Linked DNA regions of Mus musculus: all the other regions are linked to region 1. The links are chromatin loops, found by intact Hi-C in ENCODE. Cell type or tissue: left cerebral cortex. All regions are shown on one strand. Links, peaks and the distances in the headings refer to the core of each region. The heading gives the core; the rest is flanking DNA. Region 1 holds the start of Snhg3 (small nucleolar RNA host gene 3). Region 2 overlaps Phactr4 (phosphatase and actin regulator 4). Region 3 holds the start of Med18 (mediator complex subunit 18).

What was found. Peaks named below come from ENCODE experiments on the same cell type or tissue, not always from the same donor. Only the 100,000 strongest peaks of a DNase experiment are listed, where the experiment ranks them.
Region 2: it touches region 1 in a loop (2.4-fold over the local background); 15 of 42 quality-filtered maps call a loop at or near these places.
Region 3: it touches region 1 in a loop (2.1-fold over the local background); 2 of 42 quality-filtered maps call a loop at or near these places.

What each region holds. Positions count from the first base shown.
Region 1 is chr4:132,347,942-132,358,224 of GRCm38, reverse strand. Phactr4 (phosphatase and actin regulator 4) reads left to right here. Exons shown (of 13, transcript NM_001161797.1): 13 at 1-2,302. It overlaps Snhg3 (small nucleolar RNA host gene 3), which reads left to right and starts at 4,539. Exons shown (of 3, transcript NR_003270.2): 1 at 4,539-4,628; 2 at 5,527-5,562; 3 at 5,982-6,292. It overlaps Snora73b (small nucleolar RNA, H/ACA box 73b), which reads left to right and starts at 5,699; the gene lies at 5,699-5,903. Snora73a (small nucleolar RNA, H/ACA box 73a) reads left to right here and starts at 5,246; the gene lies at 5,246-5,450. RefSeq lists a cis regulatory region at 4,281-4,800. In left cerebral cortex, for the core only: CTCF peaks have their summits at 4,600, 5,281 and 8,531 (motif pointing left); DNase peaks (open chromatin) are centred at 1,920, 3,532, 4,541, 5,232 and 1 more place; H3K4me3 peaks cover 2,388 bases; H3K27ac peaks cover 1,225 bases.
Region 2 is chr4:132,406,275-132,416,557 of GRCm38, reverse strand. Phactr4 (phosphatase and actin regulator 4) reads left to right here. Exons shown (of 13, transcript NM_001161797.1): 2 at 3,435-3,488. The coding sequence starts at 3,473. Among named protein-coding and RNA genes, the nearest start is that of Phactr4, 11 kb to the left of the region's middle. In left cerebral cortex, for the core only: CTCF peaks have their summits at 4,515 (motif pointing right), 5,082 (motif pointing left) and 8,329; DNase peaks (open chromatin) are centred at 4,593 and 5,029.
Region 3 is chr4:132,460,003-132,470,285 of GRCm38, reverse strand. Med18 (mediator complex subunit 18) reads left to right here and starts at 6,365. Exons shown (of 3, transcript NM_026039.3): 1 at 6,365-6,512; 2 at 7,278-7,421; 3 at 10,173-10,283. The coding sequence starts at 7,349. In left cerebral cortex, for the core only: a CTCF peak has its summit at 6,075 (motif pointing left); a DNase peak (open chromatin) is centred at 6,322; H3K4me3 peaks cover 1,923 bases; H3K27ac peaks cover 1,234 bases.

The DNA.
Region 1 (10,283 bases), core at 1,434-9,433:
AAGCATGGCTGGTCTGCTTCTTGTCTCCAGGGCGAGCACAGCACTTCTCACACAGCCAGAGCTGCTCTGGGATCTGGGCAGGGCAGGCAGCGCTTGTACGCGTGTCCTTGTGCTCCCCTTAGAGAAGAATGAGACACCGATGCTTTGAGCCTTTTAACAACACTGCAGTAGACTTGAGGGTGTCTCTCACCAGCCACAGAAGCACAGGGCCTCTTACAGGTTTTGAGTTTTTCTGGCTACGGCACACGCTGCCCTAAGACAACTTGGTGTGCTGAGGCCGTTTGTACCGTGAGCCTTACCTGTCTGTCCTGTCTGAGAGCCGCTCAGGGAGGCTCATTCCAACCCTCAGGTTCTCTTACCAGGAAAAAAAACATTCGGACACACCAGCCCTTCCAGCAAAGGCCCGCTTCCAGAAAAGTGCTTGGACTTCTCTGCATAAGGTCTGACCAGAAGGAAGCCAGTGCAGGCTCCGGCCTGTTCCTCCCTCCATTTGGCACTTGTCATCCTAGGTCCTTTTTGTTTTGAGACAAGATCTTATCCTGTGGCTCAGGCTGGCCTCAAACTCACTGTGTAGCCCAGGCTGGCCTCAAACTTCTGTCTCAGCCTCCCAAGTGCTGAGATTATAAGCATGAGCCTTCATGCTCTCATCCTGATTTCAAAGTGAGCTTAAAGAAATGGGGAAAATCCATTCATTATGTAGTCTGAGCTGTAATCAGAATCCAAATGATCAAATGAGAAAGCCACGTGCATTTTCTATGTACAAACCAAGAAAAAGGCCTTACTGTTAATGCCGGTTTGGCAGAGAACTGACTCACGGGGCAGACTTTATTATACGTTCCCTGTACCAAATGATACTATAAATCACTTTGGCCTGTGGGAGCACTGTGTGGGAGCACTGTGCGCTACAGGTGCCCATGCTCACTCCTTGGTGCTGTTGGCCCTCCTTACTGCACAGCCCCTCTACTGAATTAGCCCCTCCCCCTCCCGACAACGAACACCTCACTTGCCTTCCCATTCCTGTTGCAGCCAGGCCTCCCCACTTGTATTGGGGTGCAGATTTGGTTATGTTTTTCAAAGAACTTTTTTCCTGAAACCCACACAGCCTTACTGTTCCTGCCTGGATTCTACTTACATTGTAAGTGGAAGGGAAATGTAACTGGGTTTGTCGCTTTTCTTTTTGTTTTAGTCTATACCTCAGTATGTAGCCCAGGCTAGCCTTTGACTTGAAGTCTTCCTTACTCAGCCTTCCCAGTCTGCGATCATCGAGGGCAACGGCCACACCCAGCTTCTACTCACCTTAACAGCTAGTGGATTGTGGCTCTTAAAAAGGCTTTGCTTTCTTGTTTGTTTGTTTTTTGCTTTATTCTATTTCCTGTCTGTATTCTTTCAGCAATTTTCTCCTTGTCAGCATCACACTTATTAAAGAGTTAGAATATAGGGCAAACAAAAAAAGCTAAAGTGACCTTAAAACTAGTACTTTCTTCTCTATGAAGGAAAAAGTGCTTTTGTTTGTTTTTTCTCTTCCTGCCATGTAGTTTCTGTCTATGGAACAAAGACTCCTTCCCACTCCGTCCCCATCTCCTCAAACCTTGATATTGCTTGAGTAAAGGAAGAGAAAACAACAGTTCTGTCAAGTCTGTGAGTTGTCTAGATACAAGGTTGCCAGAGCTGCTAACCTTTGCGATTACATCCTGACCAAGGCTCAGTTCTCACAAGCAAGGCCGGTGCTCCGCCCCTGCTCCGCCCCTGCTCCGCCCTGCTCCACCCTGCTCCGCCCCGTTTCTCCTTCTCTGTCCCAGGTTTAGAGAGTACTTTGCATATGCCTGTGCTGTCTGGGGTGTGGTAACCTTTTTTTTAGACAGGGTCTTATGTAGCCTCACTATGTAGCCAAGGATCCCCTGCCTCCACCTCCCGAGTACAGGGCTCACAGATGCACCCACCATACCTGCCGGCCAGCAACGGCTTCTCTCAGCTGTTCTCCCTCACGTGCCAATCCTGAGCTCCCGTCTGCTTGTGTGTGCCATCAAGGGCTCTGACTCTGTTCATCTCATCTGTCTTCTGAAGCAGGATATGTTAGGGCTGCATCTAGGCAGTGGTTTTGTTTTTATGTATATAAAAGTTGATTATGTGTCTTCTTTCTGTAAGTGGAAGCTTACAGTCCTAATGTAAAGGACTTAAAGCCTCGCTGTCGCATGTTAAGATGCTTCCCTACTGTACAGAATCCTGTAAAATACATAATTACGTTGTATATCAGCCTTCCTACCAATCTTAATTATTAAAGTATTTTAGAATATCAAAAAAACTGAATTTGTGTTACTTTTTACTTTTTTAGTGCTGGGCATTGAGCTCAGGCCTCATGCATGTTAGACAGTCACCCTAAGCCATATCCCTCACCTCTGGTCTTTTGTTTTATTCAAGAAGATTAAAACAACTTAAAAGTGACACCCAAAATACTGCTAACGACTTCAAATAAAAAGAAGATAAATGATAATGTTAAATGTAGCCAGAAGTGAAACTATCATGTTTGTTTGTTTCTCTGAACAAACAAAAATCACAGGGCTGGGATATAGCCCAGTAGAGCACTTGCCTGGGATCCCTGTGTTCAGTTCCCAGCATCAAACAAGACAAAGTGTTCCCGGTGGGTGCTTCTGAAGCCAAGAAGGGTCAGAAGTTCAAGGTCATCTTGAATAATATAACAAATTCAAAGCCAGCCAGCATAGCCCAGGGTATATGATATTCATTCCCCGGCCCCTCTCTCTAAATTGCAGAGAGAGGAGTATTGGGAACCCCCTATGTCTGGTAACTCCACTAGGTGCCTCACCTGCCTAACCACTCCCCACCCTGTCTGGAAAATGAGATTGTGTAGGTCAGGGTTGGTTTTTTTTTTTTTGTTTTTTGTTTGTTTGGTTGGTTGGTTTTGGTTTTTCGAGACAGGGTTTCTCTGTATATCCCTGGCTGTCCTAGAACTCACTTTGTAGACCAGGCTGGCTTCGAATTCAGAAATCCGCCTGTCTCTGCCTCCGGAGTGCTGAGATTAAAGGCATGCGCCACCACTCACGGCTGTTTTTTTTTGTTGTTTTGTTTTTTTTTGTTTTTGTTTTTTTGTTTTAAAGGTCAAGACAAATACTATATATATATATATATATATTTTTTTTTTTTTTTGTTTTTGTTTTTGTTTTTGTTTTTTTGAGACAGGGTTTCTCTGTGTAGCCCTGGCTGTCCTGGCACTCACTTTGTAGACCAGGCTGGCTTTGAACTCAGAAATCTGCCTGCCTCTGCCTCGAGAGTGCTGGGATTAAAGGCATGTGCCACCACGCCCAGCTGACAAATGCCATTTTTACATATGTTTGAGAACAAGGAGTTTCAACAGTCCCTTACAAGGATTAACTCAATATGGCCCACAGCTGAATGAACCTCAGGTTGGTGTCACCAGGCTGGTGTCACCAGAGTGGCTGGTACTGCCTGTCCTCTCTGGCAGGCTGCCCAGTTTCTGCCCAGGGCACCTCAGCAGTGACTCATTTGCTGCTTGGCACTTGGCACATTACCCTTCCCTAAGCGTGAAAAGAAACCAGTAGTCAGAACTTTTTGTTGGATGTTTCTCTGATCCCATGTTCCCGTGGTCCAGATTATTAGGTCTCCCCTTGTTCCTGCAGCTTTGGGGTTAAAACATCTCCAGAAGGTTGTTCTGAAGGTTCACACTGCCCACTGTTTTTCGTGGAGAGAGACTGAGGTCTGAAAAACCATGTCAGAAAGGAGAGGGCAGAGCCAACAAGATGGCTCAATGGGAGCTGGGTGTGGTGACGCACGCCTTTGATCCCAGCACTCTGGAGGCAGAGGCAGGCGGGTTTCTGAGTTCGAGGCCAGCCTGGTGTACAAAGAGTTCCAGGACAGCCAGGGCTATACAGAGAAACCCTGACTCAAAAAACAAAACAGAAAAACCTACACCATCACGCCCAGACAGCCATTCTTTCAAATAAATATTTCACAACAACATTCATCAGGCTTAATTTCATGTCTTAAAAATCTGGGAAACAGCATTAGTGTTTTGTTTTTGTTTTTTCGAGACAGGGTTTCTCTGTGTGGCCCTGGATGACCTGGAACTCACTCTGTAGACCAGGCTGGCCTTAAATTCAGAAATCCGCCTGCCTCTGCCTCCTGAGTGCTAGGACTAAAGGCGTGCGCCACCCTCCCGCCTTCAACCAGGAATCTTAACCACTAAGCCACCTCTCAGGCCCCCTCCATGGGAAGTTTTTAATTGTAGCATCTATGTTCTGTATCAACTGTTCCTTCCACAAACAAAGTAGATTCAAACTCTGGAATCTAGAAAATATTTCTCTAGGCTTTTTTTTTTTTTTTCATTTTGCATATACCAGTGTATCCAGGCCGAGAGGACAAACCTCACAAGCTCAACAATTTCACGCTAAGACCGCCAACACCTTAGTAGGGTAAAAGTTCTCGATCCCATCAGCCTTAGCGCATTTCCAATGCTTCTAAGTGAGCGTAACCCTGCGCAGGCGCAGGCATAGTCGACCACGCCTGACTTCCGGGCGTTACTTAAGGTATAAATATGGCTGCGTCGGCGCGGGTCTGTCTCTCTAGGCGTCGCTCTCTTGGTGTGCTTGTTCTTGGTGAGTACAGTGCGCTGCTCTCGGCTGCTGAGGGTTTGCCCGCGCGGTCCCGCACGGGCTCCGCAGACAGGCAGGGTCGCGGCTGGGCGGACCCGGTGTGGGAGGCCGGGCTCACTAGCCGAGCATGGCGTGAGGTCACGCGCCTCCGAGCCCAGTAACCGTTTTCTTTCGGGGATCCCAACGCTCGCAGGATTATTGCCTGGGAGACTGAGTTGGTCTACGCACTTTCCTTTAATGTTCACTTTAAGAGGACAGGGTCTTTGGTTCCTGCCTTGTGATTTGAAGTGTTAGCCGCCTTCCAGCGTTCGGTTTTAACTTAATCATTTCGCCTTGCTTCCCAGTTATACTTTCTCTTCACCTTGTAACGGGATTTCTGCAGTTTTTTGTTCATTAATCTCCCATTTTTCAGAGGACCCTTTTTTAGGTAGATAATTTCTGGATAGTTTGGTTCCGATGGGGGTGTTGTGTTCTGTTTGCTTCAAGATCTGAAAAGGTGGCTGAAGTCTGTAGTCACAGCACTCTGGAGACAGGCGTTTTTGGGGTTTTTCCTCCAGCTGGAGGTCTGGCAAAAGGACCCTGTGGCATTTTGTCAAAAAAAAAGACATTACCATGACTATCCGACGTGGATATCCCGGGAGGTCACTCTCCCCGGGCTCTGTCCTAGTGGCGAGCGGGAGCTTAGGGCATTGCCCGGTGATGTACAGTCCCTTTCCACAACGTTGGAGATAAAGCTGGGCTTTCGAGTCTGCGCCTGCATATTCCTACGACTTCTCAGAGTCCTGTGGACCATGACTGAGGAGACAAACCATGCAGGAAACAGTTTTTTAAGTCATGCAATCTGGGGGTGCGTCCGAGTACTCTAAGGGTTTAACTTACTGATTAAAGTCTTCTCTTGCAGACCCGGTCAATGATTTCAGGTACTTTGTTGATGGAGGTACGTTCACCCTGAGGCTGGCTTAGTGCTTTCTGCTCCATGTGTACGTTATTAGTGATATACACTGTGTGTGTGGGGGGGGGGGGTGTAGTCGCCTGTTGAAGTTGACTAAACGTTTGGGTGCTAACCAGACATTCCAACGTGGATATCCCGGGAGGTCACTCTCCCCGGGCTCTGTCCTAGTGGCGAACGGGAGCTTAGGGCATTGCCCGGTGATGTACAGTCCCTTTCCACAACGTTGGAGATGAAGCTGGGCTTTCGAGTCTGCGCCTGCATATTCCTACGACTTCTCAGAGTCCCGTGGACCATGACTGAGGAGACAAACCATGCAGGAAACAAAAATTTAAATTCCTAAGGCTTTTGGTATGTCAACTTTAGGAACCTGATGTTTGTGTTGTTTTTTTTTTCCCCTCTTCCAGGAAAGAAGAGAATCAGCGGGGGCACCTACTGAATAGTTATTATATACAGCGTGCTAAAATTTTGTCTGTTACAGCCTCGGCCATTAGAAGCTGGGGCAAGCTTTTCTGCCTACTTAACTCTGGTAAATACATTTCTTTTGATAGGTTATGTCTAGATTTGAGAACCTTCACCATGGTTCTCATTTTTTGAGGTCCCAACAGGTTTCCCCCAGACCATATTATATAAACCATATATGTCATTTTTCTGTTCCCACATTCTCTGTAAGATTATTGTCATAAGTTAAAATCTGAATTAAAGCATTTGAATGTCTTTTCCTGTGATTTAATGTGTGTGTGTGAGCAGAAGGCTGCAGGTGGGTCAGGATAAACCCTGAGTGAGTGCTTGGTCCCTCCAAATACTAAGATTGTTCCTTCCTCTGCTCTGGAGTGTGAGATAGGAAACTGGTCGAATGGATGAGTTATGTGGGAAGTTAGTCCCAAGCAGTTCAACATGGATAGGCCTAACAGGGGCCTTATGATATGAGGTAGACTGGTCCCTAGGTCATAATGGAAAATTGATGACTCTGCTGCCTGCCTTGATCATGGAAAAGTTAAGACCCTCAGTGATGGGGCCACTGGGGAGATACCTTGAAGGTAGGCCTTAGAGATGCTGTGTTTCCCTGTTCTTGAAAATGGGTGTGAGAATTGGTGGCCTCTGGGGTTGGGGAGTGTTTGCACTTAGACCAGAAGGGATGTGAAGCAAAATGGAGCTGCAAGACTGGCTAGTGGAGCCCCTAGGTCTACTTTTTTTTAAAAGAATGATTTATTATATGAAAGTACACTGTAGCTGTCTTCAGACATCCCATAAAAGGGCATCAGATACCATTTAGGTTGTGAGCTACTACATGGTTGCTAGGATTTGAACTCAGGACCTTCAGAAGAGCTGCTCTTGCCTGCTGAACCATCTTGCCAGCCCAGACCTCTGATTTTTAAAGTAAAAAGCCATTTCACCTGCCCTTGTTTCTTGTACCTGGTCTTCCAGGTACAGCAGAAATTTCTGCCTGTGTTTCTTCACTTGTGATGAGCTGCCTGCCACTACCATGGCCAAGTGCTTCAGAGTGTTATTTCTTCCCTTGTGCAAGTACCCTTGATTGCCAAAATTTAATGGTTGTTTTGGTGACCTTCAGATGTCCTACCCATGTATACAACATGCTTACAATTCACTGTTTGACACAGGGCTGGGAGTATAGCTTAGTGCTTGCCTAGAGTGCGCGATGCCCTAAATTAGTAGGAAAGATTAGTTCCTAAACTCTAGAGCAGACCTGTCAAATTTAAAGCCTTCTAGGTTTACATGGTGAAATTCTGCAAAAGATAGGGAATCTTAGCAGTCGTAATTGGTACACACCTAACTGGATAGAGTGGGTGGGATGGCTCAGCAGTAAAGAGCACAGAACTATAAATGTCTAGTTCTATAATAAACTATAATAGCCTGTGTAGTCCTGACCTGGAACTCTAGACCAGGCTGGCTTCAAACTCCCATCTGCCTCCTAAGTGCTGGAATTAAAGGTGTGCCACACTACTACCCAGTCATATACAAGGTCTTATAAGAATAATGGGGTTGGGAATGGTTCAATGGTTAGAGCACCTACTACAGTATCCATGTAACATCCTGGCTTCCTGAACGCAGGTATGTATCGGGACAGTATGTACACAAGTATTTAACAAAAATGATTGGTGGGGATCTGAGCTAGCTTAAAAGTTAGGACACTAGTCTGGCATCTGAGAGGCCCTGAGTTCAAGTCCCAATGTTGACATTAAGTTGATAGCTCAACCCTAAACAGAAACAAGGTCCCAAAACCCCTCTAATGACTGACAACTTCTGGGACTCTCCTTTTTGTCTTTCAACACAGGGTTTCTTTGTGTAGCTTTGCTATCCTGGAGTTCCTTCTGTAGACCAGGCTGCTCTAGACCTCAGATTTGCCCCCCTGTGCCTCCCTCATTCAGGGATTAAGGTCCTGCACTGCTAACACTGGGCTGATTTCCCCCATTTTCTCAAGATTTATTATTTTATAAAGGCTTTTTAAATATATAATTTGTGCATCAGTGTTTTGCCTCTATAACTATGAAAGTGTCAGGTCCCCTGGAACTAGAGTTAGATGCTTGTGAGCTGCCATGTGGGTGGTGCAGAAAATTGAACCTGGATCCCCTGGGAGAGTGCTCTCAATGGTTGAGGCATGTCTTCAGCCCCCTACTAACATGTGAATGACTCCTGTGTGTTTGTGTACCATGTGCATGGAATCCCCTAGAAATGGAGTTAGATGGTTAAGAGGCTGCTCTTTCAGAGAACTGGAGTTTGGTTCTCAGCCTCACATCTGTAACTGCCCCAGAAGCTTCAACACCCTATTCTGCAGTCTGCATGCACTGGGCCCTCATGCACAAACCCACACACAGACAGACATAGTTAAAAAGAAATGATTTGAGGGGACTGGAGAGATGGCTCAGTGGTTAAGAGCACTGCCTGCTCTTCCAGAGGTCCCAGCAACCACATGGTGGCTCACAACCATCTGCAATGAGATCTGACGCCCTCTAATGGTGTGTCTGAAGACAACTGCAGTGTACCTTTTTATAATAAGTAAATCTTTGGGCCGGAGTGAGCAGGGTTGACTGGAGCAAGCAGAGCGAGCAGAGGTCCTAAATAAAATTTCCAACAATCACATGAAGGTTCCCAACCATCTATACAGCTACAGTGTACCCATATGCATTAAATAAATAAACAAATCTTAAAAAGAAAGAAAGAAAGAAAGAAAGAAAGAAAGAAAGAAACGGTTTGAGGACTGGAGGGATGGTTCAGCCATTAAGAACACTGCCTGAGTTCAATTCCCACAGTGGTTGTGACTCAGGTTGAAGATCACTGATTTAAGCACGGTCTAATCTGGGAAAGGGTTAGTACATGGGCTTCTAGGAGCAGGCCCTTGCTTAATTGTCTTCACACACACACACAGCTGGGCTTCAAAAAGTCCCTTGAGAAATGGGAATGACCATGGGTGGTTCCTGGGGTGCACTGGATAAGATCATGACAGATAATACCCTATAAGTTTACTGTAAGTATTGAGATACCCAGAAAATGCACATCTGGGAAGGCAGTAGGGTGATACCCAAGTTCATATATGTGCAGACTTTAAGCATCATTCATTGCTTTTAAGTCCCCAACCTCACCCCATAAGATTTATGCATATGAGCACACTGTAGCTGTTCAGACACACCAGAAGAGGGCATCGGATCTCATTACAGATGGTTGTGAGCCGCCATGTGGTTACTGGGAATTGAACTCTGACCCTCTAGAAGAGCAGTCAGAGCTTTTAACTGCTGAGCCATCTCTCCAGCCCTGTTTTAAGTCTTTGTTTGTTTGTTTGTTTGTTTTTCAAGACAGGGTTTCTCTGTATAGCCCTGGCTGCCCTGGAACTCACTTTGTAGACCAGGCTGGCCTCGAACTCAGAAATCTGCCTGCCTCTGCCTCCGGAGTGCTGGGATTAAAGGCATGTGCCACCACGCCTGGCCCTGTTTTAAGTCTTACTTGGTCATATCTCTAAGACAACCTTCACACCAAATGTTTACTGGAATTCTTAGCTGGCAAGGGACTCCAGCAGGCTCTGGAATGAAGGGCTTCATCCTTTTAGTGTTTCCTGTCCTACTCCTGACGTAGTGTTACGGGTACATGGTAGCACACAACCATCTATAATGGAATCTGATAACCTCTTCTGACATGTAGACATACCTGCAGATAAAGCATTCATACATAAAATATATAAGTGGATTTTAAAAGTCAGTGAGAGCCGGGCATGGTGTCGCACGCCTTTAATCCCAGCACTCAGGAAGCAGAGGCAGGCAGATTTCTGAGCTCAAGGCCAGCCTGGTCTACAAAGTGAGTTCCAGGACAGCCAGGGCTACACAGAGAAACCCTGTCTGGAAAAACCAAAAACAAAATGAGATTGAGGGACAGAGGCTTGGTGCAGTCCTAGCACTGGGAAGCTGAAGCAATTAGGATTTGGAGTTTGAAGATAGCCCGAGGCTTTACCAAAACAATAAAAAAAAATCATTTATAAGGCAAGATCAGTGATGGGCCTTTTTCTATAATTACATTAAGCCATGTGAATGAATACCATCTTGGAGAAAGACCTCAGTTTCCAGGGTGAAGCTTGGAGAAACTTCACAGTTTACCATCCAGGAGAGGAGGCCAGGATGGAAGCAGAAGTCAACCTGAAAAGGTAAGACGACATCAGGGGGTCGCTTTGGAGCTGGCACTGCACAGCAGGGGAAATGCAG
Region 2 (10,283 bases), core at 905-8,904, 59 kb before region 1:
CATGTGGTTGCTGGGATTTGAACTCAGGACCTTTGAAAGAGCAGTCAGTGCTCTTACCTGCTGAGCCATCTCGTTAGCCTCTTAACTCACAGTGGTCAGACTGCCTCTGCTTCCTGACTGTTGGGATTAGAGGAACACCTCTGGCTCAATTCAGCTTTTTTGACTGCTTTTTCTTGCCTAATCACAAGCCATACTTTCCTATTTGTTGACTCTCTGGCTTTTTAGACCCTTTTTCTTTGGCTTTACACACATACACACCACATTACACACAGGCACATATGTACTGGCTGGCCATTTAAAGTAATATGATCTGGCAGCTCTGGAATAAACTTCCCTTGCTGTGGGTTTCTTTTGGTCTTGCTTGGTAGCTTTCTTGGACTAAACTTGTAAAGTGTGTTCTTTGTTCTATGTACCAACTGCAGTCTGCACTTGTTTGCCTTAGTGGTTAAGTAATGATTAGACAGAGATTTCCCTAAGTGCTGTGAGCCAGTAAGCTTTCCAGCTTTTACTGAGGGCCTCTGGTGAGGCCCTTACTACCCATGACATGGCAGTGGTGGGGGCACACATAAGCAGGGAAAAGGTCAGGCACAGGTCTTTATAACAACTTGCCCTCTCAAAAACTTAACAGTTCTCTCAAAGTACCTAATTCTTCCCTCCCCATTATGTCCTAGCTCGTAAAGGTTCAATTTCCCAATACCAGCACCTTGGGGACAAGGTTCTTAACACATCTAAGCCTCAGCAGGCATCAGCTCAGAGCTCTTGATTCCATACTAACATCTCATTCTTTACCATTCAGGGCCCCTCTGTTGGTATACCTTAGCACACATAGGATGGGATACCACAGTACACATAGGATGGGATACCACAGCACACATAGGATGGGATACCACAGTGCACATAGGATGGGATACCACAGCACACGTAGGATGGGATACCACAGCACACATAGGATGGGATACCACAGCACACATAGGATGGGATACCACAGTGCACATAGGATGGGATACCACAGTGCACATAGGATGGGATACCACAGCACACGTAGGATGGTATACCACAGCACACATAGGATGGGATACCACAGTGCACATAGGATGGGATACCACAGCACACGTAGGATGGTATACCACAGCACACATAGGATGGTATACCACAGCACACATGGTATGATATACCACAGTGCACATAGGATGGGATACCACAGCACACGTAGGATGGTATACCACAGCACACATAGGATGTTATACCATTGTTCAGCATACATAGGATCATATACCACAGTTTCTGTGGTAAACTAGCTAGCTCTGGAGCTGGGCTACTCTGTTGATTGGTTCTTAGGCTGGTCCTCAGAGCTTTCTGCCATCTTCCTGCAAGAGAGAACTTTGGAGGTTACCAAGCATACTTTGAGGCCTTCCGGTCTGCCTGTCAGATGACGGTTAATCTCTCTTACCTGTTTGTTTTCTTTTTCTGTCATAGTGGTTGAGCCCAACAGTAATTTCTCAATTCCACTGTCATTATAGCTACTGTTTTCTTGTCTTGCAGTCAAGTAGTACATTCCTTCCCATGGCACCACCTGCCATGGCTGAAACTCTTAAGAGTTGGACCCGAAACACCTTGTGCCAGGAGAAATCTGTGCTGTATGTCTGACCCTGTATCTGCCCTGCCCTGTAGTCTACATCAAAACCCCATCTTAAACCCAGTTCTCTCTGCTAATAATTGATCCCAATTAGAGTTTACATTCATACTGCTGATCAGGGAATGTGCTTAGGACATAAGAGAGATTGGTTAGGAAACTGGCCTGGGCACAAAGCTAGATGAGGCAGATTTGACCCTCAAGAAGTTGAGTAAATATTTATATTCAGTCAAAATTCTTAGCTTGACATGGTATTGGAGATCTTTAATTTAACTCAAGAGGCAGAGACAGGAGCAGCTCCATAAATTGGCAAGCCAGATACTAAGTGAAACCAGGTCTCAAAAAACAGCAGGGCTGGAGAGATGGCTCAGTGGTTAAGAGCACTGACTGCTCTACCAGAGGTCCTGAGTTCAGTTCCCAGCAACCACAAGGTGACTCACAACCATCTGTAATGGGAATCCAGTGTCCTCTTCTGGTGTGTCTGAAGGCAGAGTACTCATATACATAAAATAAATAAATAAATATTTTAAAAAGCAAAACAAAATAAAACATTTTTCTGTTGCTTTATTTTCATACGTGAGTGCCCTAAATTTAGATTCCTGTACCCAAAAAGATAATTTCTTCTATAAAATTACTTCCCTCCCTAAAAATATACTTCTTTTTTTTTTTAATTAGGTATTTTCCTTGTTTACATTTTCAATGCTATCCCAAAGGTCCCCCATACCCACCCCCCCAATCCCCTACCCACCCACTCCCCCTTTTTGGCCCTGGCGTTCCCCTGTACTGGGGCATATAAAGTTTGCAAGTCCAATGGGCCTCTCTTTGCAGTGATGGCCGACTAGGCCATCTTTTGATACATATGCAGCTAAAGACAAGAGCTCCCAGGTACTGGTTAGTTCATATTGTTGTAAAAATATACTTCTTATCTCTGCTCAGAGATGCATATAAGTTGTTTTGTTATTTATGTAATTAGCTTTTGAGGCAGGATCTTTTTATTTAGGGTCCAGATAGCTCAGGCTATCTGGAACTCACTCTGTAGACCAGGCTGGCCTCAAACGCATAGAGATCCACCTGTCTCTGCCTCTCAGGAGTGGGATTAGAGCGGTGTGCCACAAAGCAGGTTTGTTTTTGATTTACACAAAACTTTGCCCTTTTCTTTACATATTGAATGCAAGATGGAGATTTAACATGTTGTAGGAGACTGAGGATAATGTATTTAAAAATGAAAAGTAGTGAGAGCTTGTCTCAAAAAGCAGGAAACAACACACACACACACACACACACACACACACACACAATTAGACTTAGATTTTTCCTGATATTTTAGTTTGTTATGCTTGTATCCCAATAATACCCCTTAAAACTCCCAGAAGGCAATGTTCATTTTTAAAATAATTACTTATTCTGTGTGTGCATGCATGGCACAGTGTCCGTGTGAAAGTCGAGAACTGTCAGTTCTTTTTGTCATTTGTGGTACTTTTGTTTTTTGGGTTTTTTTTGGTTTTTTTTGTTTTTGGTTTTTTTTTTTTTTTTTTTTTTTTTTTTTGGTTTTTTTGTTTTGTTTTGTTTGAGACGGGGTTTCTCTGTGTAGCCCTGGCTGTCCTAGAACTCACTTTGTAGACCAGGCTGGCCTCAAACTCAGAAATCTGCCTGCCTCTGCCTCCCGAGTGCTGGGATTAAAGGCGTGGGCCACCATGCCCGGCACTTATTAAAGTGTTAGTGAGTTGGGTTTATTTCAAAGAAATTTAGAAAATGGTAAATTTGATGTTTTCAGTATTGTTTTTACCTTTTCTCTTTTCAGAAACTACTCCTTCTCTCCCTACACTGGTTAGCAGTGGCATGGAAGACCCATCGGGTGAGTATGGCCTGCTTTTTTATGGATGCTTGCTCTTACCTGTTGCAGCGTTGAGTGCATTATCTCACGCTCAGGATGCTGATGTAGAACAGTGCCTCTCAGACTTTGTGCTCTCAGCATCCGTTCATACTCTCATCTGTTAGCTTTTGTCCTTTATTTTATTTTTAGTTTTTGCTTTTGAGATCGGATCTCTACCTAGTCCTGGCTGTCCTGGAGCTCATGTAAACCAGTCTGCCTCAAACTCACAGAGATCCTCCTGCCTCTGCTACCATACCCAGCACTAGGGGTTTGGTGTTCTTGTTTGTTTGTTTGGCTGGTTGTTTTTTTAATAAACTTATTTATCTTTATTTTATGTGCATTGGTGTGAGGGTGTCAGAGACCCTGGAACTGGAGGTACAGACATTTGTGAGCTACTTAGGACCTCTGGAAGAGCAGCCAGTGCTTTTAACCACAGAGCCATCTCTCCAGCCCCATTTGTTTTGCTTTTTTTGAGACAGGATTTCATTGTAGCTCCAGCTGGCCTGGAACTCACTATGTAGACCAGGTTGGTCTTGAACTTTCAGAGATCCCTCTGCCATTGCCTCCTGAGTGCTTGACAGTGCTGGACTCCATTCATACTTTTAACATAATTAAGGGTCCTAATGAGCTTCTGCTTGCTGACATTTACTATATTGCAAATTAGATGTAAGGGACTGAAAAGATGATTCCGTGGTTAGGAGAGGCACATACCTCCTGTGTATATGCAGGCATTGTAAAACAAGCTGTGTCCCCAGCCCTTAGGAATTGTATTTGAGATATTAATTTATTTTCTTCTGTCTTGCTCTGTTGCCATTGATGTGACTGAGGCTGAGCTTTCTGACCTGGTAACCAGAATCAGGAAGTTCAGGTTACATTTTTTACCTCAATTGAGATGACATACGCTTGTTTGTTTGTTTGATTGTTTGTTTGTTTTGTTGATTTTAATGAGCCTAGGTGGCTGAGCATGTTTTTATAGAAGTATAGCTAGCTCATTGGGAGATCTTTAGTTTGAACACTAGAGGGCAGACAGCACCTTGTTTATCGACCTAGTTATGTCATCAGGTTATTCTTGAAATTATTTTGAGGATTGGAGAGACTGAACTTATTTTCATAGCACCGTGACTGTTCCTAAAGATAGTGTTGATATAATAAGCTGCAGATAGTGAGACGTGACCCTGCACAGGGACATGCATGCAGGGGGCCATCCTCCAGGGGTCAGAGGACCACACCTACATTGTGTGAGATCTTTTCCAAGAACAGGGAAGTCGGAAGGAAGGGGGGAAGGAAGGGAGGGAGGGGAGGAAAAGAGAACAAAGCACAGGGAGATAAGTGAGACAAGAATGGCCATGGCTGGACAGTGTGTGTAACACCAAATGTTTCCAGTACAGTTGGGTTTGGACATCACTAGTCTCAAATCTGTAATGGGGCTGGAGAGATGGCTCAGAGGTTAAGAGCACTGGCTGCTCTTCCAGAGAGAGGACCTGAGTGTGAGTCCCAGTGACTCGACCCTCTGCGATTCCAGTCCCAGGGGCTCCAGTGCCCTCTTCTGGCGACTGAGGACACTGTGTATACATTGTGCATAGACATGCAGAAAAAGATTCGTACACATAGAATAAAATCTGTATTTTACAAAGTCTGAAATTCTTTGAATGCTAAAATAATTGTAAAATTCTGTCTGCCTGAGTGAGAATGGGGTGGACCACAATCTGAAAACAAATATATAAAATTACCTGTAAGTTGTATAGGACATGTAAATGAATTTCATGTTTAACTTATGGGTCTTTTCATATTTATTTTAATAATTTTTGTGTGTGTATGTTTAGCACAGCAGTGTAGAGGTGAGAGGACAACTTTTAAGAGTCTCTCCTTCTATCAAGTGGGGTCTGGGGATCAAACTCTGGGAGTCAGTATCTTTACCAACTGAGCCATTTAGATCCAACTCCCTCTACCCACTTTTGGGACAGGATCTCACTGTGTATCTATCCCTGGACGGCCTGGGACTCACTGTGTAGAGCAGGATGGCCAAGAATACCACTCTGCTTGGTTTGATGGTCCTTTTAAAGTAGGTTTGAGACAGGATCATATGCAACCCAGTTGGCTGGCCTTAAACTTACTATAAAGTGAGTTAAAATGAGTTTGAGGGCTACAGATGTGTGCCACAACTGGTTTTATGCAATGCTAGGGACTGAGCCCAGTCCTTGTGCATGCTAGGCAGGTACCCCCTGAATTGATCTATATCCTCTAAACCCCATCCCCAGGCATAGTTTCTTTGTGTAGCCTTCACTGTCCTAGAACTTGCTTTGTAGACAAGGTTGGCCTTGAACTCAGAGATTCAACTGCCTCTGTCTCCTAAGTATTGGGACTAAATGTGTGCACCACTACTTTCTGGCTGGTAATACTATTTTTAAAAATTAATATTATTGTAGTGCTTTGCCTACATTATATATGTGCACTGTGTGTGTGCTTGGTGCCTACTGAGGTCAGAAGGAGGCATTGGGTCCATAGGACTAGAGTTACAGATGGTTGTGAGCCACTGTGTGTGCTGAGAATTGAATCCCAGTCTTTTGCAAGAACACGTACTCTTAACTAATTCTCTAGCCTGTTATACCTATTTTTTGTTTTGTTTTTTGTTTTTCGAGACAGGGTTTCTCTGTAGCCCTGGCTGTCCTGGAACTCGCTTTGTAGACCAGGCTGGCCTTGAACTCAGAAATCGGCCTGCCTCTACCTCCCGAGTGCTGGGATTAAAGGCCTGAGCCACCACGCCCGGCTTTGTTATACCTATTTTTAATTGATTAAAATTGTTACATTTTTTAAAAAAATGTAAGAAACCATTTGTTAATGTAGTGAGCAATTCATTTGCCAAACCAATAAGGTCAGTTTCCTTTAGCTCTGTTTGTTTAGTGTGGAAGTCTGAGGTTATTCTAGAGTAAAGTGGGTGCCCTTGAGGGGTGAAAGTGACAATGGCCCAAAGGCCTAGTGTATCTATTATGTCTAATTTTGGTTTTGGTTTTGGTTTTGGTTTCGGTTTTGGTTTTTTTTTTGAGACTAGGTCTCTCTAGGCTGTCCTAGAACTTACTACAATGACCAGGCTGGCCTAGAACTCACAGAGATCCTTTTGCTTCTGCCTCCTAAGGGCTGGGTTAAAGGCGTGCACTACCTCACCCGGCTCTTATTGTGACTAAATTGAGTAGTACTTATGATGTGTAGAGCTTTTGGGTTTGTTGTGTTTCCTTGCCTCTATCTCAGCAGCTCTCAACCTGCGGGTCACATATCAGATATCCTTCATGTCAGAGATGCACACTATGATTCATAACAGTAGTAAGATTGCTGTTAGGAAGTAGCAACAAAATTCTATTTTTATAATTGAATTTTAAAGTTGAAATTTGAAGTTTTATCAAATTATCTAAAATAATTTTATTGTTTTATTATTATTATAAGGAACTGTGCTGAAGGGTCTCAGCATTAGGAAGGGTGAGAACCACTCTTTATCTGATCAAGGGGATTTATTAAGTGGCCATGCTCCTAGCTAGTGTGTCTTGTTTTAACGCTGATGGGAAATTTTTTATGATATTATCTTAACACTGGAAGCTAAACGTATGTCAACAATACAGCCCTTCCCTTCTGTTTAAAAGGAGGAGGAAGCATCGACTTGTGTGAGTTACAGTCCTTCAGGCGTAGGAGGTAAATTCCTCTGAGATTAAATGAGGCTAAAAGTAATGATAGTTCATCTTTCTCTTGTAGTGTTTGCTTTTTTTCCTTAAAGCTCTAAGAATAATATATGCTTGCTGTTGGTTCACACCTATAATCCCAGCTCTCTGGAGACTGAGGCAAGAAAGTTACCACTAGTTTGATGCTAGACTGAGATAAGTAATTAATTCCAGTATAGCCTGGTCTACAGATGATTCTCCATATCAAAAAATAAGATAGCTAGGTGGGTGGTTGGATGGATGGATGGATGGATGGAGAGACAGACAGACAGACTGATAGACAGGTAGGCAGGCAGGCAGGCTTGGGGGATGGTTCAGTTGGTAAAGCATTCCCAGAACCCACTTGAAAATGGTGGGCTTTGGGGGCTGGAGAGATGGCTCAACGATTAAGAGCACTGACTGCTCTTCCAAAAGTTATGAGTTCAATTCCCAGCAACCACATGGTGGCTCCCAACCATCTGTAATGGGATCTGATGCCCTCTTCTGGTGTGTCTGAAGACAGCTACAGTGTACTCATACATATAAAAAAAGAAAATGGTGGGCCTTGTGGTGATGTTTGTACCCCAGTGCTGGGGAGGTGGAAGCAGGTTGATCCTTGGGGTCTCCCTGGCTACCTAGGCCAGCCTGACTGATGAGATGGGCAGTGGTCTGGACAATGGCATATGGGATTGTGCTTGGGTCTTCATATGAATCTGCATAAACATGTACTCATGCAGGCATGCACACTTATACATAAACACATATGAGCACATGAAAAAATCACTACTAATAAGCAATGAATTAATTAGAAAATAAAATTTTCTTAGATTTTTTGTTTGTTTGTTTGGGAGAAAAATACCCAGAACTGACTCTGGCCTGCACACATATGTTTGTATGCACTTGGATCCAGAATACGCACAGAGAAAAGATAAAATTTAAGTTCTTAAGAGATTTGGACTTTTTTTTGAGACAGGGTTTCTCTGTGTATCTCTGGCTGTCCTAGAATTCACTGTGTAGACCAGGCTGGCCTCGAACTCACAGAGATCTGCCTTTCTCTGGCTCCTGAGTGCTGGGATTAAAGAGATTTGGAATTGTTAATGTCAGATAAAGTTAACTTTCTTTCTTTTCTTTTTTTAAAGATTTATTTATTTATTTTATGTTTATGAGTACACTGTTGCTGTCTTCAGACACACCAAAAGAGGGCATCAGATCCCATTACAGATGGTTGTGAGCCACCATGTGATTACTGGGAATTGAACTCATGACCTCTGGAAGAGCAGTCAGTGCTCTTAACCGCTGAGCCTTTTCTCCAGCCCCTAAAGTTAACTTTCTATATAAATAAAAGTAGTTGTGAGGCTAGGGAATTAGCTCATTTGGTAAAGACTTACTTTAAACTCTCTGGATCTATGCAAAAACGGAAGGTGTGATGGCTTGTTGTTGTAATCCTGGCACTGGGGAGGTGGGAACAGGCGGATCCTGAGGCTCCCTGTTCAGCCAGGCCAGCCTAACTGGGGAGCTCCAGGTCCCAGTGAGAGAACTTGTCTCAAAAAATAAGGTGGAGGGTGATTGAAGAATGCACCCAACATCTACCTCTGGCTTCCCTGTACCTGCATCATACGCACAGGGTAAACTAGTGAGCCTCTGTGAAAAGTACTCATGGAAACTAATTTATAATAACATATGCCTCATGTGGAAGCCAATTTATAATAACCCATAAAGCGCACGTAGCAAGATGATCTCAGTTATGTTGTCTTTTTCCTTCCTTTTTTAAACAACTGATAGGTGATTATTATGTGTTTATAATTTCTAGGCTTATGCGCATTTCATAATTGAAATGCACCATAACTCAAGAGAGCCTGGGGTTGATTTTCTCCTTTCCCCATGTGTGTCCTGGGGATGAGAGTCAGCTCATCAGCCTTCTGAAGCAAGCCCTTTTACCCAGTAAGCCATCTGCTGGTCCCCAAGTAGTTCTTGAATGCCATAATATACTGTGTTCTCTGCTATTTTATGAGGCTGTGAAGACAGTCCCCACCTTATTTATTTGGTTAGTTAGTTATTGTTTTGAAAGATAAGGTGGCACATACCTGCATGCAGCCCAGGCTACTCTTGAACAAACAGCAAGCAGTCTTCCTGCCTCAACCTGGCCACTACACCCACCATGTCTACTGTCGAGGAATATACAGTCCAACAAGGAAGCGACAAGTCGAGATGCTTGCAGCAAACGTTGCATGTGCAGCTGAAGGCAGAGGCATAGCCTCAGTAACTGATCACAGAGATGAGTGTCTCAGGCAGTCTCTCTCGGGAATGACAAGGTTCAAGGAAGGAACGTGCACTGGAGGTTGAAGCCTGGCAGCTGGACAGATTCAGAAAGAAAAGATGGAGAGAGTGGCTGGGTGAGTTAGATTGGAAGGAATGTGTTGCAGCTCAGAGCTCCGAGGGTCACCAGCTCTAAAGATGAGGGTAGATGAGGGAGAGTTGTGAAAATCAGGCACAAGGTCAGGTTCTCTGAATGCTTGCTTCTCATGCCTCAGGGGTCCAAGTGCCTGGAGTGTAGACTGCTATATGCTATATAGTATATTATGGGCTACCAGGGCTGTAGAGGTCTGTTGGCAGAAGTGACACATGTCTAAAATCCTAAGTCTTGAAAGGCTGAGACTGGAGAGTGTCTTGGGAGAAATTATCAAATGAATTAGAAAGGGGGCGGAGTTGAGCTGACCACGGTGGTAGAGCACTTTGTCTTTCGTGCACAAGGGCATGGACTTGATCTCCTGCCAGTGTGAGCATGGTGTTAGATGTCTGTAATCTCAGCACTGGGAGGACTGAAAGGTCAGGGCCTTCCAGGGCTACATAGCAATGGACGGAACCAAAACCAGGCTAGCGATTATTGTCCTAAATACACACAGGGAGACACTGAGTTTGAAAGCGCTGCGCACATTCTGTTGAGTCCAGAATTTATAGAAAGCTTTTTGTATAAGAAAAAGAAATTTTGAACCCAATCAGTAAATCCTGAAAGAATTACCTTATCAGCTGGGGTTGCAGCTCATAGACAGTCTGCCTGCCTGGGGTACTCGGGACCTGTGGGTCTGCTCTC
Region 3 (10,283 bases), core at 1,155-9,154, 110 kb before region 1:
AAGTGTTTACCTGGGAGCCTGGCCCCAACAAGTGCTCACTAAAGGGAACTGTCTCTAAGAGCCTCCGTCCAGGAAATCTGAGCCCCAGTGGGTTAATTATCTTCAGACAGAAAACAAGGCTGACTTCCCCAGACAGCAAAGTGGTGGTGGTGGGGGAAACAGACGACCCAAACAGACAGTTACAGTTCAGCTAAAAAGCAGGAGCTGATCTTTAATCTTTTATGGACGTGTGTAATACATTAACTATTATAGCTATCCCCTCTAGGCAGCTTAACCCCTGGTCAACCTGCAGCTGGGGTGAGTTGGCTAGATGGAAGGGAACAGGTAAATATGGCAATTACCCTCAGGCAGTAGACTTTCTGCATAACCCCCACCCCAGATTAAATGGTTCCTGCTGTTTGTCACCCAGGGGGTGGTGCCGGAAGATAAACTCTAGAGTCAGCACCCAGGGAGGAGCATTAGACACCAAACGACCTGGAGTGTTTTCCTCTGTCCTCCCAAACCAAACTCCAAGGACTGTATCATTTTTTTTGTCACCAGGTGTTTTCCTGTTCGTGATTACGATTAAAAACCAAGCTGCAGTTATCATAATAGGAGACAAAGAAATAAACAAAGCCAACCCAAAGGTGCAGACCCACTGAGGCTGTGCATCTTTGTAGAGGACCACTCTATAAGGTTCAACTCCTTTTCTCAATGCTAACATGTTTGAATCGGAGTTCGCTAGGTTTCACTTATAATGCACGAAGACACATGGACCTAGAGGGGTTTCTTTTGCTTAACTTTTTTTTTTTCTTTAGTGGGGCAGGGGAGGGTGGACAAGGACTTCTATAGTTCAGGATGGTTTTGAACTCACTACGTAGCCAAGGATGACCTTGAACTCCTGATTCTCTTGCTGGCATCAAAGGCATTTTATCTGCTAGGCACCTCCTCTATCACCAAACTACAACCCAGCCCATTATTAATTTAAGACAGGGTCTCCTTGTGGGGCCAGGCTGGCCTCTAACTGACAATTCTCCTATCTCTCAAATTTTGGGATTATAGGTATTCATCATCACACTCAAAAACTGTAGTCTTGTTTTTTAATTTAATTTAATTTGTTATTGGTGTGTGTGTGTGTGTACATCACAGACCAACTTTTGGGAGCTATTTGTTTCTCCCCACTGTGTGATCTGGGATCAGAATCAACCCATCAGGCTATCTCTTTTACCTGCTGACCCATCTTACTGGTTAGCTTTAGATTAGAGTATCTTTATGTCACTAGCTGCTGGTGTTCAGTGATCCTCCTGCCTCAGCTTCCTAAGTAGCTGGCATCCATCACAGGTATACTCTACTACATCTGGCTTGGATTACTCATGAAAACAGGTGGCCAGAGAAGGCACGGTTAATAAAAATCAGAAGGATTTGAGAGACGTCAGAGATAGTCAAGCCCACTTTGCCAGCATGAAGATCTGAGGTCCCTGGAAACCACAGGAGTAAGAGGAGAGTAAGAGAGCGTGCTTGCCTTCATCTCTGTGCAGGGGAGGCCCAGGTGGTGGATCTCTGGGCCTTGCTGGCCAGTCAGCCAGTCTAGCCACCTTGGTGAGCTCTGGGACAAATGAGTCTGTTTCAAATAAATAAATAAATAAATAAATAAATAAATAAATAAATAAATAAATGGTGAAAGGCTCTTGAGCAACAGTAGTTACAGTTGACCTATGGCCTTCACAGGTACTCTGGCACACATACATATGAACTCCTCCAACACCCCCAAGCATGCATGCTTGAAAAAAATGATTTTCAGGGGGATGAAAATCAAGTGAATGAGTCCTACGGTTCAGTGGGAAGATAGAGGTTTCTAGAAGGCTGAACAGAAGCCGTACAGGAGGTAGATCTGTGAGCAGGGCAAGGCCAGAGTGAGCCACACAGGTGGGGAGGGTTGGGTGTTCCTGATCAGAGAGGAAAGGGACGTGGGCAGATCATCTCAGCATTTAATGGCCTTGATTTTACTCTCACAGAAATAGGAACAGACTTGGTGTCACAGAGAACGGAATTTAAATATGAGCTCAGGCTGGGCAGTGGTGGCGCACGCCTTTAATCCCAGCACTTGGGAGACAGAGGCAGGCAGATTTCTGAGTTCGAGGCCAGCCTGGTCTACAGAGTGAGTTCCAGGATAGCCAGGACTACACAGAGAAACCCTGTCTCGAAAAACCAAAAATAAATAAATAAATAAATAAATATGAGCTCAGATATTTAGTAGCAGTGTGGCCCTGGGCACGTTTCTCTTCTCTTCTCTTCTCTTCTCTTCTCTTCTCTTCTCTTCTCTTCTCACCTTATTTAAGCTTTAATAAAGACCTGGTTGTCTCAATAACCCACATAAATCACTGGACATTCTGTTCTGAAATTTGCATCTCTATAGAAGAAGCAGGTCTCCTCCAATCAGGAGCTCACAGAGCACTTATTTGCCCAATATTGTAGGAGGGGGGAAAAAAGTACTACTATAGCCCCAGCACCCAAGGCAAAAATCTGGAGAATTCTGACTCTGTCTTCTCTCTCCTCCCTTCATTGAAGAGTCATTAAACCTATTCTGTCTCCTCCTCTTTCTTCTTTAGGACAGAGTCTCTGGGGAGGGGCTATATTTTAGTGATAAAGTATTTGCCTCAAATGCATGATGTCCTAGGCTCATTCTCTATTATGTAAAAAAAAAAAATCCCCAAACAAACCAGGTCTTCTGTATGCTGAGCCAGCCTCAAACTCACCTGAAGTCCTAATCTTATTGCCTCTACCTCCTGGGTCCTGGAATTACAGATGGGCAGCTTCATCACTCTGCATTCAACGGAGGACTTCACATATGCAAGGCAAGGAATGTACCCAGAGACGTACACAACCATTTTATATGGCCTTTAATTTGGGGTGGGGGACAGAGTCTTACCATGTCTCCTGAGTGCTGGAATTAAAAGCATGTGCCATGATGACCTGCTTATGACGCCTTTTAAATTCCATTTATTTGTTTATTCTTGTGTCAAGGTGTACATGTGCCAGGGTATACAGTATACATACAGAGGTCAGAAGACAACTTTTGGGACTCTCTCATTCAAACACTTGGGTCCCTGATAGTCAAAGCAAGTTTCAGGCTTGGTGGCAGACATTTTCTTTCTTTCTTTCTTTCTTTCTTTCTTTCTTTCTTTCTTTCTTTCTTTCTTTCTTTCCTTCCTTCCTTCCTTCCTTCCTTCCTTCCTTCCTTCCTTCTTTCTTTCTTTACCTACGGTGGCATAGTGCCAGCCTTTTATGGTTTTGTTTTGTTTTTACTAGCACATATTAATTACACATAATCATGGGTTTCATATGACGTTTTCATACGTGTACAGAATATGTATTGGTCACAGCCATACATACCCTACGGATTCCTCTAGCCCCTCCCCAGTCCCACAGATTCCCCCTGCTCCTTCCTGCCTAGCTGCCATTCTACTTCCATTGTGGTTTCCCCAATGAGTTTCGTTGGGCTTGCTTACAGGAGCAGGTGTGCTTTGTCGGTAGCTTGCAGCACTGAAGAAAATGTCTCCCCTTCGCCTAATAAACTTTAATTGCTGGAAGTCTTCAGGGAGGGGTGGGGCCTCCCAAACCTCTCCCTTCCCTCGGACAGGTTGGGCCCAATCTTAAGCAGATCTAGCTAGGTAAGCACAACACTGTGAGTTCAAACCGGCCATGACCACACCATGCCCGGAAGTCAGCATTTGACAGCAGCAGCACTACCCCTTCCTCGGGCCTCCTCTTCTGTGATGCTCTCTGAGCTGTGGAGTGTTATGGGAGCTCTCTCATTCATGGCTGAACATCCAGCAGTCTCTCATCAGTCTGACCAACTAGTTAGGAGTCTCCTCAGGGATCCCTGCCCACTGAAAAAGGAAGCTTCTTTGAGGAAAGCTGACAGACCTATTAACCTCTACCTATAAACGTAGCCATTTGGAAGGCAATTTGACTGGTATTTCATGTTCTTCAGCAAAACAACAGCAGTGTCTTCTACTAGTACTGGTGACCTCACAAGCCGCAGGCTTTTGACTAGGTTTACAGTAGCAGATGGAAATTTCTCCTGTGGTGCAGGCCTCAAATCCAACCCTAAAGTCTTAGGAGCTAGTTACTCAGTTACTCAGTATCAGTGTTAGTATGCACCTGGAGTCTTACTTGTCTAGTCCGTACTGTTGCGTGTAGATTCACAGTGTGTGCTCTCTCCCCCTCCCCATGTGTTTTGTGTGTGTGTATTTTGAGACAGAGTGTCATGGTGTAGCCCTGTTTGGCCTGGACCTCACTACTGTAGCCCACGCTAGCCTGGACCTCACAGAAATCTATCTGCCTTTGCCTCCCATGCACCACCAGGACTGGCTCTCCATGTTATTTAACATCATCAGCTAAATGAAGAGGGTGGTGGCTCACACTCACACTTGTCCTGAGCCTTGAGTTCCAGGAAAGTGTGGACTACAGTGTGCGTGCTACTGTCTCACGAGTTTTTTCATTAACCTCTTTTTTGTTTTGTTTTGTTTTTTTGTTTTTTGTTTTCTGAGACAGGGTTTCTCTGTGTAGCCCTGGCTGTCCTGGAACTTACTCCGTAGACCAGGCTGGCCTCGAACTCAGAAATCTGCCTGCCTCTGTCTCCTGAGTCCTGGGATCAAAGGCGTGCACCACCACCTCCCGGCTTCGTTAACCTCTTAAAACATTGCCTTACAGGCGTTATTAATATTATTTACAGTGCTGGGGATCAAACCTCAGGCCTGACACCCTGTACCACTGAGCTGTATAGCCCTGCATTTTTCTTAATCTTAAATACTCAACTTCTTGTTGTTGTCTGAATGTCATAAGTGATTATGTTGATATATACTGAACTAGACCATTCCATGATTACAAAGAAAGATGTATTAGAGATTAAACTGTCAAGCCATGGGAGGAGGTGGCAGAAAGAAGAACAAAGTGGCAGAGAAGCAAGCTGATTTCATGTGACAGCAAGGTGGAGCCCTGAGCTGATACAAGCTGCCCAGACTGACTGGGAACCAGGTACCCTTGCCTGAGGTAGTGACCTTTGGGGAAATGTTAAGGAGGGAGGGGTCCTGAAAGATTAAGGGTGCCTCACTCTATGTCCCTTATGTGTTTGGCATATGTACAGAGTTCAATAAGTACTTGTTGAATTTAAAATCCTTATCTATCTATCTATCTATCTATCTATCTATCTATCTATCTAATGTATATGTGTGCCTAGATATATGTGTACCATGTATGTCCTTTAGCATGGATGCCAGATGAGGGTGTCAGATCCCTTGGAACTAGAGTGGCAGGTGGTTGTGAGTCACATGATATGGGTGTTAGGGCTGAACCCAGGTCCTCTGAATAACAGCAAGTGCTCTAAACTGCTTAGCCATCTTCCCAGCCCCTAGTTATTTATTTATATTTTGTGTTATGAGTGTTTTTGCAAGTGTGTATGCATGTCTACCACACGGATGCAGTGACTGATGTAGTCAGACAAGGTAATAGAGCCCCTGGAAAGGAAATTATAAATGGTTGTTAGCCACTATGTGGGAGTTTGGGACCTCTGAGAGAGCAGCAGGGGCTATTAACTGCTCAGCCATCTCTCTAGCCCTTATTAATTAACTTATTTATTTATTTATTTATTTATTTATTTATTAAAAACCTCACAATATTGTTTAAGCGTTGAATGGCTCTGCTGGAGAGATCCTTACCACAGCTTCCCAAGGTTCTCAGATTTGAACTGTGCCTGGTCCCATGTATTTAAAGTTATGGTATGCACTGTAAATTGAACAAGTTTGCTGTTGTTTTGTATTAAACTTATGGCCTTGCACATGTCAGACAAGGCTCTAGCACTGAGCTGTTTCTCCAGACCCTTGAAAGCACACAAAATATTGTTCCTGCTGAGGTCTATATATAAATACACAACGCTGTGGTTAGCGTTTCCGATTTACAACATACCCCTTCCTTTTCTTTTTCTTTAATTTAATTTTTAACTTATTCATTTTACATCTCTTTCACTGCCAGCCCCGCCACCTCCGCCTCCCTTCTTTTTCAATGTGACTCTCCTTCCTCGCTCCCCCCAGTGGCTGAGTTCAAAATTTAAATATGGTATCCAATCGGCTTTATGAGATCTGATCAAAACATCCAGGTCGTCGAAGCTGAAAAAAAAAAAAAAAAAAAAAAAAACGTATCCTAGAGCTGTCCTATGACAGTCACCTTCCACGGTACCACTCTAGACTAGGACCCCAAAGCAACAGCAGCCCCGAACCTTGCGCGTGCGCTCTTGCACACCGGTGCCAGAAGGCGGGCGCGTTCCTTGCCCTCTCGGCACCCTTACTTTTCGGGGCGGTAGCGGAGAAGTTTCCTGTCCCTCAGCTTCCTACCGGAAGTGCTGAAGGGAGAGTTTGGCGGTTTCTCTGGCTCTGCGCTGGCGGCATTTGGGGGTGCGGATTGCGGGTGTGCACGCGTGGATTTAATTCCAGCTTTACAAGGATCTGTAGCGCGGACGGAGACGTGTTGCTAGTGTAAGTGCACACGTGTCCCGGCTGCCCGCGTGGGAGGACCGGGACAGTCACTCTAACTTCATATTTCCCGCCTGGCTCATTTGCAGAGGCGTTCTCATAAAGGCAGAACCAGTTCTAGTTACATCGCTCGTGTGCCCTGGGGCCTTTCCCTGAGTCTGCATGGCCTCCGCATAGAGTGAAGGGTGGACAAGGTCCTTAGGTCTCCCTCGGATCTTTTCTTTTGTTTTTTCTTTGAGACAGTCTCACTGTGATGCCCTAATTGGCCGGGATTTGCTATATAGACCAGTCTAGCCCGAAGCTGCAGCCGTCCTTCTAACTCTGTCCCCAAGTATTGAGATTACAGATGTTCCCCCCAACACAGCCGGTTTTTATTTCTTTATGTTTGGAAACGAGGCCTCTCAGTGTAGCCCAGTGTAGTTACCATTTTTGAATATGAATGTCGGTTTCTTTCGAGCCAGGTAGTGGGTGGGGGAGACGAGGGCTGTGGGGTTAAACACCCTTGGTCTTATTTTAAACGAGACAGTAGGTTTCGGAACAAGAGGTTACATAGCTGCCTCGAGATTACATAGAAAAACGTTTATAAGGTTCAGAACTTGATACTAGATGGCTATTCCGTATCTCCGGAGCTAGAACCCCTCTTATTCCCGAGTCACCCGTTCTTGGAACCGGCTGTATAAGCAGATGTGCAAAGTTAAGACTGAATGAGCTTTGGTTTCAAGGCCACTGCCGCAGCAAACAGGGTATGGACAAGTGTGACTTTTCCAGGTGGATCCTGTGCTTCTCCGGTTGGAAGATCTGTTTGCAGTTCTGTTGTCTTGAACCTAATTAGAGGCATCATGGAGGCGCCTCCAGTCACCATGATGCCCGTCACTGGGGGCACCATTAACATGATGGAGTACCTCCTGCAGGGTAAGTCAGCCAAGGAGCTTGTGTTACCAAGTTTTCAGTTTTTTCTGGCTAGAGCAAGTTGAGATGACTTATAGGCAACTGTAGGGTTCCTGTAACTGTGTTTAAAAGAGGGTGGGTGGGAAGATGGCTCAATGGCCAGAAACTCACTCTGTAGACCCTTCTGGCTGCAGGGGCCTGGGATTATAGATATTTACCACTATTGTCCTATTGTCTGTTCTCTCTCTCTCTCTCCCTCTCTCCCTCTCTCTCTCCCTCCCTCCCTTGCTCTTTCTTTCTTTCTTTCTTTCTTTCCTCTATTTTTGTTTGTCTCCGTATAGTTCTCGCTGTCTATAGACCAGGCTGGCCTCGAACTCAGAATTCAGAGGTCCATCTGCTCTGTCTCCCAAGTGCTTGGGATTAAAGGCACAAGCCACCACTGCATGACTTTCATTTTTTTTTTTTTTTCATCTTGAAAAATTAAAACTCAGGCCCGAGGAGAAGGCCCAGCCGTTAAAAGCACTGGCTGCTTCTTGGTTCAATTCCCAGCACCTACATGGCAGCTCACAACTGTGTGTAACTCCAGTTGCAGAGAATTTGATGCCCTAGTCTGGTCTCCATGGATTCAGGCATACAGGTAGTTCACAGATGAGCTTGCAGGCAAAACACTCCTTCTTACACATAAAATTTAAAAACAAAAAACAAGAACAAAACAAAACAAACCAAAAAAACCTCATACCGAGTCTCCCTCTCACCTCTCCACTGTGTTTCCTACCTTAGCTGCTTAGATGCCCCACATGAGTGAGGTCCCCAACTGGCTTATTTCTCCTAGCATTATATCCTTGATAAAGTCATGTCCTATGACAGAATTTATATTGTTTTTGTTGTTTGGAAGCAGTACTAAGGAGCCCAGGCTGATTAATTTTTTTCAAGTATGATTAAAATGATTCTTTTAGATTTTTAAATCTTATTTTATCTGTATGAGTGTCTTGCCTGCATGTGTGGGAGTCAGAGGTCAGACAAGTATGTCCAGTTCCCTGAAAAGGAGTCGTGGACGATTATGAGCCACCGTGTGGGTGCTGGTGGACACCGAACCCAGGTCCAGCACTCTTAGCTGCTGAGCCTCCTCTCAAACCCCCAGGCTGACCTCTAACTGGCTGGGTGTCCAGGAGCAGTGTTAACCTCTGATCTTCGGGCCTGAGCCTAACTGTGTGCATGCGCTGTGCATGCTGACTGGGCTGTGTCTGTTGTTGAGTTAGCATTGTTATTTCATAGTTCATTCATTTCGGTACGTGTCTTAGCTTTTTGTTGCTCCACGGCCTCCATTTTAAATGTGTATATGAGCACATCACAGTGCCCTCACCTCTCCTAGTACAGTTGGGCTGGGCATCTGGTCTCCTTCTCATTTTTGGTTACAAAGAAAACAGCTGATACAGGTCAGGGGACATGTGGTGGTTTTATCTTTATATTTATTTTTGGAGCTTCAGTTTTTTTAATTGTTTTTTTTTTTTTTTAAGATTTTTTTGTTTTGTTTTTGTTTTTGTTTTTCGGTTTTTCGAGACAGGGTTTCTCTGTGCAGTCCTGGCTGTCCTGAAACTCACTCTGTAAACCAGGCTGGCCTCTAACTCCAACTCGGAAATCCACCTGCCTCTGTCTCCCAAGTGCTGGGATTAAAGGCATGCACCACCCCTGCCCAGCTTTTTTTAAGATTTTAAAATACCATTTTTAGTTCTCTGTGCATGTGTTTCAGGGGATGGTACATGCATGCGAGGCAGGAGGTGCTGGGATCCTTGGAGTTGGAGTTACAGGTTGTGAGCCACTTGATGTGGATGGGATTGAACTCTGGCCTCTGCAAGAGCAGTACAAACTCTTTACCTCTGAGTGGTTTTCCCAGCCCCAGTCTTGCAGCGACTCTATTGCCTCAGACTCCTGAGTGCCTGCATGCCTGGCTCAGTTAAATAACTGTTTAATCTTATTTAATCTTTGTTGTTGTTTAATTTTATTATTTTATAGTGCTAGGAATTGAACCCCGAGCCTTCTGTGTCAGTCCTCAGCCGTTAAGCTCCATCCCTCAGCCTTGGTCCTCTTGGTGCCTTGATCAAACCCCAGCAAGGCCTTGCATCTGGAGCACATGGTCTCTCACAGATCTACACCCAGCCACAATGATTTATTTATAGCCAATGCAATTTTTCCATTTGTAGAACAAATTCAGATTTTCTTTTTCATATAATTATACTTCAGAACAAGAAGCCGGGCATGGTGATAACACCCCTTTCATCCCATTAAGGCAGGCAGGTGCTGGAGCAGTAGCTGAGAGCTACAGCCTGAGCCACTGACAGAAAGATGGGGGCCCGCTTTTGAAAACTCCCACTGACACACCTCCTCCAACAAGGACGTTCCTCCTAGTCCTTCCCTAAACAATAGGAAGTAGAGACTAGACATTCAAATCCAGGAGCTGTGGGGGCTACTGTCATGCAAACCACTACCCGGCATTTGCTGCTAAGTCAGACAACCTGGGTTCAATCTGGGACCCACAGGGAATCCGTTCTAGCGGGTTATCCTCCAACCAACATTTATGTGCCATTGTATTCTCGAGTTTGCCGAGACAAGAATGACTAAATATAAAACGTTTTGAATAGACAAATAAATAGAATCCCATGGATTGTTCTTAGAAAACGTTGCATAGAACTATTTATTTGGTGTGTGTATCTTTCGCTGGTTTCATGACCCTAAATGAAATGAAAGCCGGGACTCACTGTGCTTGTGCCTCTTCAGGAAGTGTTTTGGACCACAGTTTGGAAAGCCTCATCCATCGCCTCCGAGGTTTGTGTGACAACATGGAGCCTGAGACCTTCCTTGATCACGAGATGGTCTTCCTGCTTAAGG